2 separate regions of the Homo sapiens genome follow, and region 1 is linked to region 2. Evidence: read pairs that join two places in POLR2A ChIA-PET (ENCODE). Cell type or tissue: OCI-LY7. All regions are shown on one strand. Each heading gives the region's core, and the rest is flanking DNA. Links, peaks and the distances in the headings are about the cores only.

The links. ChIA-PET counts read pairs that join two places held together with the same protein. Peaks named below come from ENCODE experiments on the same cell type or tissue, not always from the same donor. Only the 100,000 strongest peaks of a DNase experiment are listed, where the experiment ranks them.
Region 1: POLR2A ChIA-PET joins it to region 2 with 5 read pairs; 7 of 35 experiments call an interaction of 5 or more read pairs at or near these places.

What each region holds. Positions count from the first base shown.
Region 1 is chr7:101,974,950-101,979,341 of GRCh38, reverse strand. All of the region lies in intron 2 of CUX1 (cut like homeobox 1), which reads right to left. Among named protein-coding and RNA genes, the nearest start is that of CUX1, 160 kb to the right of the region's middle. RefSeq lists an enhancer at 108-749. In OCI-LY7, for the core only: no CTCF peak of the experiment used is centred there; no DNase peak of the experiment used is centred there; H3K27ac peaks cover 1,670 bases.
Region 2 is chr7:101,823,699-101,828,090 of GRCh38, reverse strand. The region is part of intron 1 of CUX1 (cut like homeobox 1); the gene reads right to left. Among named protein-coding and RNA genes, the nearest start is that of CUX1, 8.3 kb to the right of the region's middle. RefSeq lists an enhancer at 3,172-3,734. In OCI-LY7, for the core only: a CTCF peak has its summit at 2,665; DNase peaks (open chromatin) are centred at 2,297 and 3,457; H3K4me3 peaks cover 2,748 bases; H3K27ac peaks cover 3,222 bases.

The sequences.
Region 1 (4,392 bases), core at 103-4,102, 150 kb before region 2:
TTCACGCTTCATTCCTTCGGTGTGGGTGATGACCTGCTCCAGGGTGAGGGTCTCAGAGCCCCTCTTCCACCCAGTGGCCCATATGCCGGCCCTAGGGAGCCCTTTTTCTAGCCCACAATCCTTTCCCAGCATCACAGTCTAGAGCACCTCCATCTCCTGGTACTCACCTCCTGGAAGGTTTTCTGAGTGGTCAACATGTTCCCGAGAGCCTACATCTGCACTGCTTGCCCAGGATTTCTGCTTCTTGCTCATTAAATGGACACTCTTGGCTTTAAAGGTAGGGCAGGCACCAGGCGGTTAACACCAGGCAGCGCCCCTCTGGCCCCAGTAATTTGTGACCACTGGTCATTATGCTTCCCACATAGAATCCAGCCAGCCCATCAACAGATGTTTACTGTGCACCTATGATACCCCGGGCTCTGTGCCTGGGGCTGGACGTACGCCGTGAAGTGGCCTGAAAGTGCTCTCATGGGAATGGCATTCTAGGAGGGAAAGGTAGACAGAGATGGAAATGACACACCAGGCAATGTGTGACAGGAAGAGCACAAGTAGCTGGAATTCCGGGTGAGCCAGGTGGAAGAAAGTGGAAGAAGCCACGGGGCGCAGAGGAGGAGGACAGAGGCTAGGCAGGTTCAAGGGTGAAGACCGGGGCTAGAGGGGCCGTGGCCCAGCCAGTGAGGGCGACGTGGGGTCACAGAATGTGGAAGGTTGGATGGAAAGACATCAGAGGGTCTAGCAGGGAGACGGAAAGATCTGAACTGCATTCGTTAGAAATAAAACTGAGGCCGCTGGGGAAAGAGAATGGACAGAAGGCAGCCAAGAACGGAAGTGGTGGTGGGGTGGCCATGACAGTGGCTTGGGCCAAGGTGACAGCGTGTAGCTGGGAGCCCAGGTGTATCCAGGAGGAAGGACGGGCTTGCTGGTGGACCAGGCATGTCGGGGGAGAGGAGGGGGAGCCCCAGGGCACACCTAGGTTTTAGCCTGAGCAGCCCCTGGGTGGTGACGCCATTTCCCGAGGTGACAGGGGGACTGGGATTGGTGGTGCAGGCGGTGTGTGTGGGAGGGGTCAACAGTTCTCTTTTGAAGCCATGTGAAGCCGGAGATGTCTTTCCAAGTAGAGATGTTGAATATTCAGTTGAATATTTGGGTTAATATAAATATAGACGCCATCCTTCTGTGGATGGTATTTTAAGCCACGAGAGTCGATGGGATCCCCTGAGGACAGGGTCTTGTAGATATCAAAGGGCAGGTCCCCGAGACTTATGTGCCCTCTAACCTCAGGTGCAGGGCGCGAGTGGGGACCCAGCAGAGTGATGGGCAAGGTGGGCCGAACCAGGAGAGCCTGTATCTCAGACAGGGGTCAGGGAAAAAAAAAACGTTTTAAGAAGGGGAAAGTGGTCTGCTCTCAAGAGCTCAGTCACATCTCATGCTTTACTTTTCAATAATTTTCACACATTCTGCTGACCCCCCATATATAACCATGCTTAAAAAGCAAGATTGCAGCTTGAAATTCCTAGTTCTTGGCTCCTGGAAGGAGGAATCTTTTTTATTTATTTATTATTATTATTTTTTGAGCAGAGTCTCACTCTGTCACCCAGGCTAGAGTGCAGTGGTGCAATCTCGACTCACTGCAGCCTCTGCCTCCTGGGTTCAAGCGATTCTCTCAAAGGAGAATCTTTTTATGTTATTTATTTATTTTGAGCCACGGTTTCACTCTGTTGCCCAGGCTGGAGTACAGTGGCACGATCATAGCTAACCTGCAGCCTCGATCTCTTGGGCTCAAACCATTCTCTTGCATCACCCTCCCAAATAGCTGGGACTACAGGTGTGCACCATCATGCCTGGCTAAAGTTTTGATTTTTTGGTAGAGATGGGGTCTTGCTACACTGTCCAGGCTGGGGAATCCTTTTATTTAAAAATAATGGTATTTCTTCAAAGAATAGCTTCAGCTTGGACCAAACCAATTTTCCAAGACTGAACAGAGACAAGGAGGAGTGGCAGCCAATGTAGGGAATATCTGGAGCTGGAAAAAGAGCAATGTTTTAAGTAAGGGCTGGAAGGAAGTTCCTTGTGGGTTGATACATCTTCGGGAGTGGAGAGATAAAAGCGGAAATGGAAATCAGGAAGGGTGCTGGGTGCAGTGGCTCACGCCTGTAATCCTAGCACTTTGGGAGGCCGAGGCGGGAGGATCACCTGAGGTCAGGAGTTCAAGACCAGCCTGGCCAACATGGTGAAGCCCCATCTCTACTAAATATACAAAAATTAGCCGGGTGTGGTGGTACACACCTGTAATCCCAGCTACTTGGGAGGCTGAGGCAGGAGAACTGCTTGAACCTGGGAGGTGGAGATTGCAGCAAGCTGAAATCATGCCACGACACTCCAGCCTGGGTAACAAGAACGAAACTACATCTCCAAAAAAAAAAAAAAAAAAAAAAAAAAAATCAGAAAGGGAAAAGACTATTCAAATTCTAGTTACAATATCAACTAAATGGAATAAAGTCAAATTTAAATCTCGGGAAGTTGGAGCTACTTTTGTTTCCCCTGAACTGTGACAGAGCAGGACAATTGTTCAAAGAGGCACATGGAGTTTTCACACCTCCAGTATAATGAGACGCACTGGATCCACCGATGTAAATTTAGAGTTTTTCAATATGTGCAATTATGCCACCATCCAAAATGCCAAAATGCTGCCACATTCACACTCGTCATCAGATCTTTAATGGCTGCCCAAAAAAGTTATGAGAAAGAGGAGAGTGGCTGATGGGAGAAACAGTCAATTACAGCTCTCTGGAAAGCCCTCAGGCTGCCACCTCTACAAGTTTTGGCTTTTAGGGGAAGTTCATTTCAAACTCCTGCCCCCGTCTGGGTTTTTCAATCAAAAATTCCTTATGCATATTTTTGGTTCACATTTCCCATCGCTCAAAAATGATTTTTAAAATTTTCTTTTATTCAGAATATTTAAAGGAATATTGCATTGGGAAAATGAGCTATCTGCCTGGGGGAAAAAACAGATCCCTTACACTACAATACCCTACACACAAAACTGTTGTCGATTCAAAAACCAAGTGAAACACTAGAAATCTACAATTACTATAAGAGAGTACAGAAATATAGTTTATGTTTACAAAATGAATGGTAGATTTGGGAAAAATTTCTACAACATGTAAGAGAGAAATAATTAATTCATACTGTGGTTTTTTGTTTGTTTTAGAGATGGGGTCTCTCTCTGTGCCCAGGTTGGAGTGCAGTGGTGTGATCTCGGCTCACTGCAATCTTCACCTCCCAGGTTCAAGTGATTCTCCCTGCCTCAGCCTCCCAAGTAGCTGGGATTACAGGCATCCATCACAACGCCTGGCTAATTTTAGTAGAGACGGGGTTTCACCATGTTGGCCAGGCTGGTCTGGAACTCCTGACCTCAGGTGATCCACCCACCTTGGCCTCCCAAAGTGCTGGGGTTACAGGCGTGAGCAGCTGTGCCCGGCCTTAATTCATGCTCTTTAAAAGTGAGTAAGATGACGACGAGGTAAAAGACCAACCAAAATAAACAAAGGATGTCAAAAGGTAATTTACACAGGAGATACCACTGGCTAACAAACACACGGAAAGACAGCCAACCTCACTGTTGATGGACGAGTTTTGAGTTTAAGGCAATATATATTTTTTGACCAGTGGAAAATTTATCACAATGCCATTATCCAGGGTTAGTGAGGTTTGGAGGAAGAGAACACTCCCATGCCTCACTGGTGAGGAGTGACAACTGAAACAGGCATTTTCTTTTTTCTTTTAGAGACGGGGTCTCGTTCTGTCACCCAGGTTGGAGTACATGACACAATCATAGCTCACTGCAGCCTCGAACTCCTGGGCTCAAGTGATCCTCCCACCTCAGCTTCCTGAGTAGCTGGGACTACAAGCACATGCCACCATGCCTAGCTGATTAAAAAAAAAAAAATTCATTTTTTGTAGAGATAAGGAGGTCTCACTATGTTGCCCAGGCTGGTCTCAAGCTCCTCCTGCCTTAGCCTCCCAAAGTGCTGAGATTACAGGCGTGAGCCTTTTCTTTTCTCTCTCTCTCTCTCTTTTTTTTTCCTTTTGAGACAGAGTCTTGCTCTGTTGCCCAGGCTGGAGTACAGTGGCACAATCGCGACTCACTGCAACCTCCATCTCTCGGGTTCAAGGGATTCTCCTGCCTCAGCCTCCTGAGCAGCTGAGATTACAGGCACCTCCCATCACGCCCGGCTAAGTTTTGTATTTTTAGTGGGGACGATGAGGTTTTGCCATGTTGGCCAGGCTGGTCTCGAACCCCTGACCTCAGTTGATCCACCCACCTCGGCCTCCCAAAGTGCTGGGATTAGAGGTATGAGCCACCACACCTGGCTGGTGTGGGCCATTTCT
Region 2 (4,392 bases), core at 127-4,126:
GGCAGGAGAATCACTTGAACCTGGGAGGCGAAGGTTGCAGTGAGTCGAGATCCGCCACCGCACTCCAGCCTGGGTGACAGGGTAAAACTCCCATCTCAAAAAAAAAAAAAAAAAAAACAAGTTATACCAATTGGGCCTGCTTCTCCCGACTCCCCCTCCACCTGCTCCAGCCCTTCCATCTCCACCACCTTGAAACAACAAGACCAACGCCTCCTCTTCCTCCTCAGACTCCTCAACATGAAGGCAAAGAGAATGAGGACCTTTATGATGATCCATTCTATATTCTGATTAGTAAATATATTCTCTCTTCCTTACAACTTTCTTAATAACATTTTCTTTAGCTTACTTCATTCTAAGAATACAGTATATCACACATATTAACATACAAAATACATGTTAAGCAACTGTTTATGTTATCGGTAAGGCTTCCCATCAGCGGTAGGCTATTAGTAATTAAGTTTTTGGGGAATGAAAAGTTTTATGTGGGCCTGGTGGCTCATGCCTATAATCTCAGCTCTTTAGGAGGCTGGGACAGGAAGATTACTTGAACCCAGGAGCTCAAGACCAGCCTGGGCAACAAAGCAAGACCCTGTCTCTAAAAAAAGAAAAAAATTAAAAATTAGCCAGGCATGCTGGTGAGTGTCTGTAGTTCCAGCTACTGGGAGGCTGATGTGGGAGGACTGCTTGAGCCCCGGATGTCCAGGCTGCAGTCAGCTATGATTATGTCACTGCACTCTAACCTGGGTGACAGAATGAGACCCCGTCTGAAAAGGAAGGGAAAGGAAAAGAAAAGAAAAGAAGAGAAGAGAAGAGAAGAGAAGAGAAGAGAAGAGAAGAGAAGAGAAGGAGGGGAGGGGAGAAAAAAAGTTATACGTGGATTTTTGACTGTGCAGGTGGGGTAGGGGGAACAGCAGAAGGGATCAGCCCCTAATCCCCATGTTGTTCAAGGGTCAACTGTATTTTAACCAACACTTATGTTACTTTGCAAAGAAAGATAATTAATGGGACTGAAAAAGTAACACTTATGTTACTTTGCACAGAAAGATAATTAATGGGACTGAAAAAGAAACATCTATTCCATAGGTGTACCTATCAGTAGCTTTCAAAACACAGCCATTTTAATATAATCTACCTGCTTTCACTATATTAAAAAAAAGAATTAATTTTGCATTCTTAACCAGCTGAATGAGTCCTAAATCGGACACACAAGGCAGAGAGTGGGGGCCTGTGTGGCGATGGTGTGGTGGGTACCCAAGGGATAATCAGGGCAGAGGGAGGGAACCCAAGCTCAGAGGGGAGCCCTAGAGATCCCCGGCCACCCCACGACTGTTCTGCTGGAAAGCCCTGTCTCCCACACCTCCCCAAGCACACAGAACTCAGTGGGCGCCCCCTGCCCACTCCCCGACCCGCCTTCCAAGCCCTTCCTGCAGCCTTCCCAGAGGCTCAGACACACTGCTCCATCCATCCCAGCCTCGTCCTGCCAGTCCTGTCCGCCCTCTAGGCGGGAAGCCACTGCTATTTTAAGTCTCCATCACTACTGCCGGGCACACAGGGGCAAAAGAAAAAGGAATGCATGAAATAGGCTTGAAGGCCGGGCGCAGTGGTTCACCTCTATAATCCCAGTACTTTAGGAGACCAAGGAGGGAGGATTACTGGAGCCCAGGAGCTCAAGACCAGCCTGGGGAACAGGGCAAAACCCTGTCTCTAAAAAAAAAAATGGAAAAATCAGCCAGGCGTGGTGGTGCATGCCTATAGTCCCAGCTACCCGGGAGGCTGAGGTGGAAGGATTGCTTGAGCCCGGGAGGTCAAGGCTTCAGTGAACTATGATCTCACCACTGCACTCCAGCCGGCAACAGAGCAAGACCCTGCCTCAAAAAATCAAAAACAAAAAAAAACAAAAAAATTCTGAAGTAGGCTTGAAGCTCAGATGTACAGAGGGAGGAGGAGGGAGCTCCCCCAAATAAGCAAGATTCTGGAGTCATTCTAGCTGGGATGGAAAAGGTTTAGGTGGGGCAGAAAGGACTATCAGGAACTCTGTCTGCTACCCTAAGAAATGTGGTCTCCACTCTGTGCCTAAGTGGGCCACCATGGATGTTTAAGGAGAGGAATGGCATGATGAAATCAATGGTTCGGGAAGATTAATCTGGCAGCTGCATTTATAATGGATTGCGACCTGTTTCGAATGGGCAGTTTTGAAACAAGTAAAAGACGACGCACTCAGCTCGTGTGTTAGAAAGACTTGGCTCTCACACACAATAAGCAGCCCCGAAGACTAACTGCGCGCGCGCGCGCACACACACACACACACACACACACACACACACACACACACACACAGATTTCATTAAGGTATCAGGGCGTTTTAAGATGACAGCATAATTATATACCAACACAGAGCCACGTAAAACAATCACAAACTACTTCTTACTCCCCTGACAATGACATTCAACCATAACTGGCAATATCCTTCCTCTCCCAGTCCCACATCGATGCTGACAAACTGCGGGATGACAAACTGCGGGACCAGGGCTGAGGACCAGGTGGAGGGGAAGAGATGACCAAGCCTTCCCTCTGGGACGGCCAGCTCCGGATGGTAGCTTTACGATTCCGCAGCACAGCTCTCCAAGGGCCCTGGCCACCTTGTGGTCCTCCAGGCTCATCGGTGACTGCAGGCTCCTGGATCCCATGGAGCAGAAACCTGAACTTGTCTCCCACTTGGCTGAGTGACGAGACAGCATGCGTTACTGTGTAAGCAACGAGTTGAGATACGGCTGAAATAAAGCAATTCTGGTAAATGAATGTTTCTATGCTGGTTTAAACACATGCTCCTCTGCTCTCAATTTTCTGTCTCAAACCTGTATGACTTATAACATCTCTACTGTGTGAATAGGAAGGGAAGATGGGATTTGATTAACAGCTCTGGTCGTAATTTTAGCTGTAATCTCTGTATGTTGGGGACTCCAGCCCTTTTTCTTTTGAAAGGTTGGTATTCTCCGGGCGGTTGCTGACTACGCTCTCGGCGAGGACACAGCAGAACTGTATGCAGCAGAAATAATTCACTGGACCCAGGACTGCATGGGTTCAAGTTCTGGGTCAACTACTTGGTGAAAAACAGAAAATAATATGTTTCACCATTATCTGCCACACCTTTCAGAGTGACACAGAAATGGTGACGGGAGCCACAGAATGTTCCCAGTTCCAGAGGGAGAACGAAAGTCTTTTCCAAACCTCATCAAAAACGTTACATGTATACGATTCCCTCCAGCGAGAATTTTATTTTTAATTTTCATTTACATAGTATCTTTCTTCCAAGAATCTCAAAATAATGGAGCTGTAGAAATACTTGTTTAAAAAAAAAAGTTGTCACAACACAGGAAGGGACAGGCTTGGCAGGGCAGGAGAAGGGCGAGAAGTGACAGGCCGTCCTGACAGCAAGGGCTCCAGGTAACACCCGGAGGCTAGGCTGAGGGCGGCTCCAAGCCGGCCCTTCCCTCACTGCAGCCCACGGCTTTACCAATGCTCACAGCTTCAGGCTCTTCAAGACAAAGATTTACCTTTGGTATCATCTGCTACCTTTTATCAAATTATTTTTTATCTAAATAATCATTTCTTCCCTAGAAACAGGAGGGGAAAGTGGTAATAAGCCAGAGAAACTTACAGGCCCAAAACAACAACTCAACAAAGGTGTCTAAAAAGAGTGGAGGCCAGGCACGGCGGCTCACACCTGTAATCCCACCACTTTGGGAGGCCGAAGGGGGTGGATTGCTTGAGGTCAGGAGTTTGAAACCAGCCTGGCCAACATGGTGAAACCCTGTCTCTACTAAAAACACAAAAATTAGCTGGGCGTGGTGGTGCACACCTGTAATCACAGCTACTCGGGGGGGCTGAGGCACGAGAATCACTTGAACCTGGGAGGTGGAGGTTGCGGTGAGCGGAGTTTGTGCCACTGCACTCCAGGCTGGGCGACAGAGTGAGACTCCGTCTCAAAAAATAAAATAAAAAGAGTTGATATTCGTTCTGTCTTAAAGATATTAAACTATGTTAGAGAAAACAAAATCATGGCAATTCATTAGGGAGAAAGCCCCAGTTTAAGAAAAATTGTCTTGCTTTTGGGGGGAAATGGAAAGAAGCTTTTGTGTTGCATTTTGTTTTTCGGTTTGGTTTGGTTTGGTTTTTTCATATGCTGGGTGGACAGGATCTGAATGTCTTACATTTAACAAAAAGCTGTCAACACCCAGATAAATTTTTAATGACGGTACGACAGGCATTCTATTTCTCACTGTTTCGCAATACTCACTTAAGAAAGAGCTAATTTGTCAATTTGTTTTTCCCTTAACCAAACTCGGAACACCTCATAACCCATGGTTTACTTGTTAAAAAAATGTTAACTGC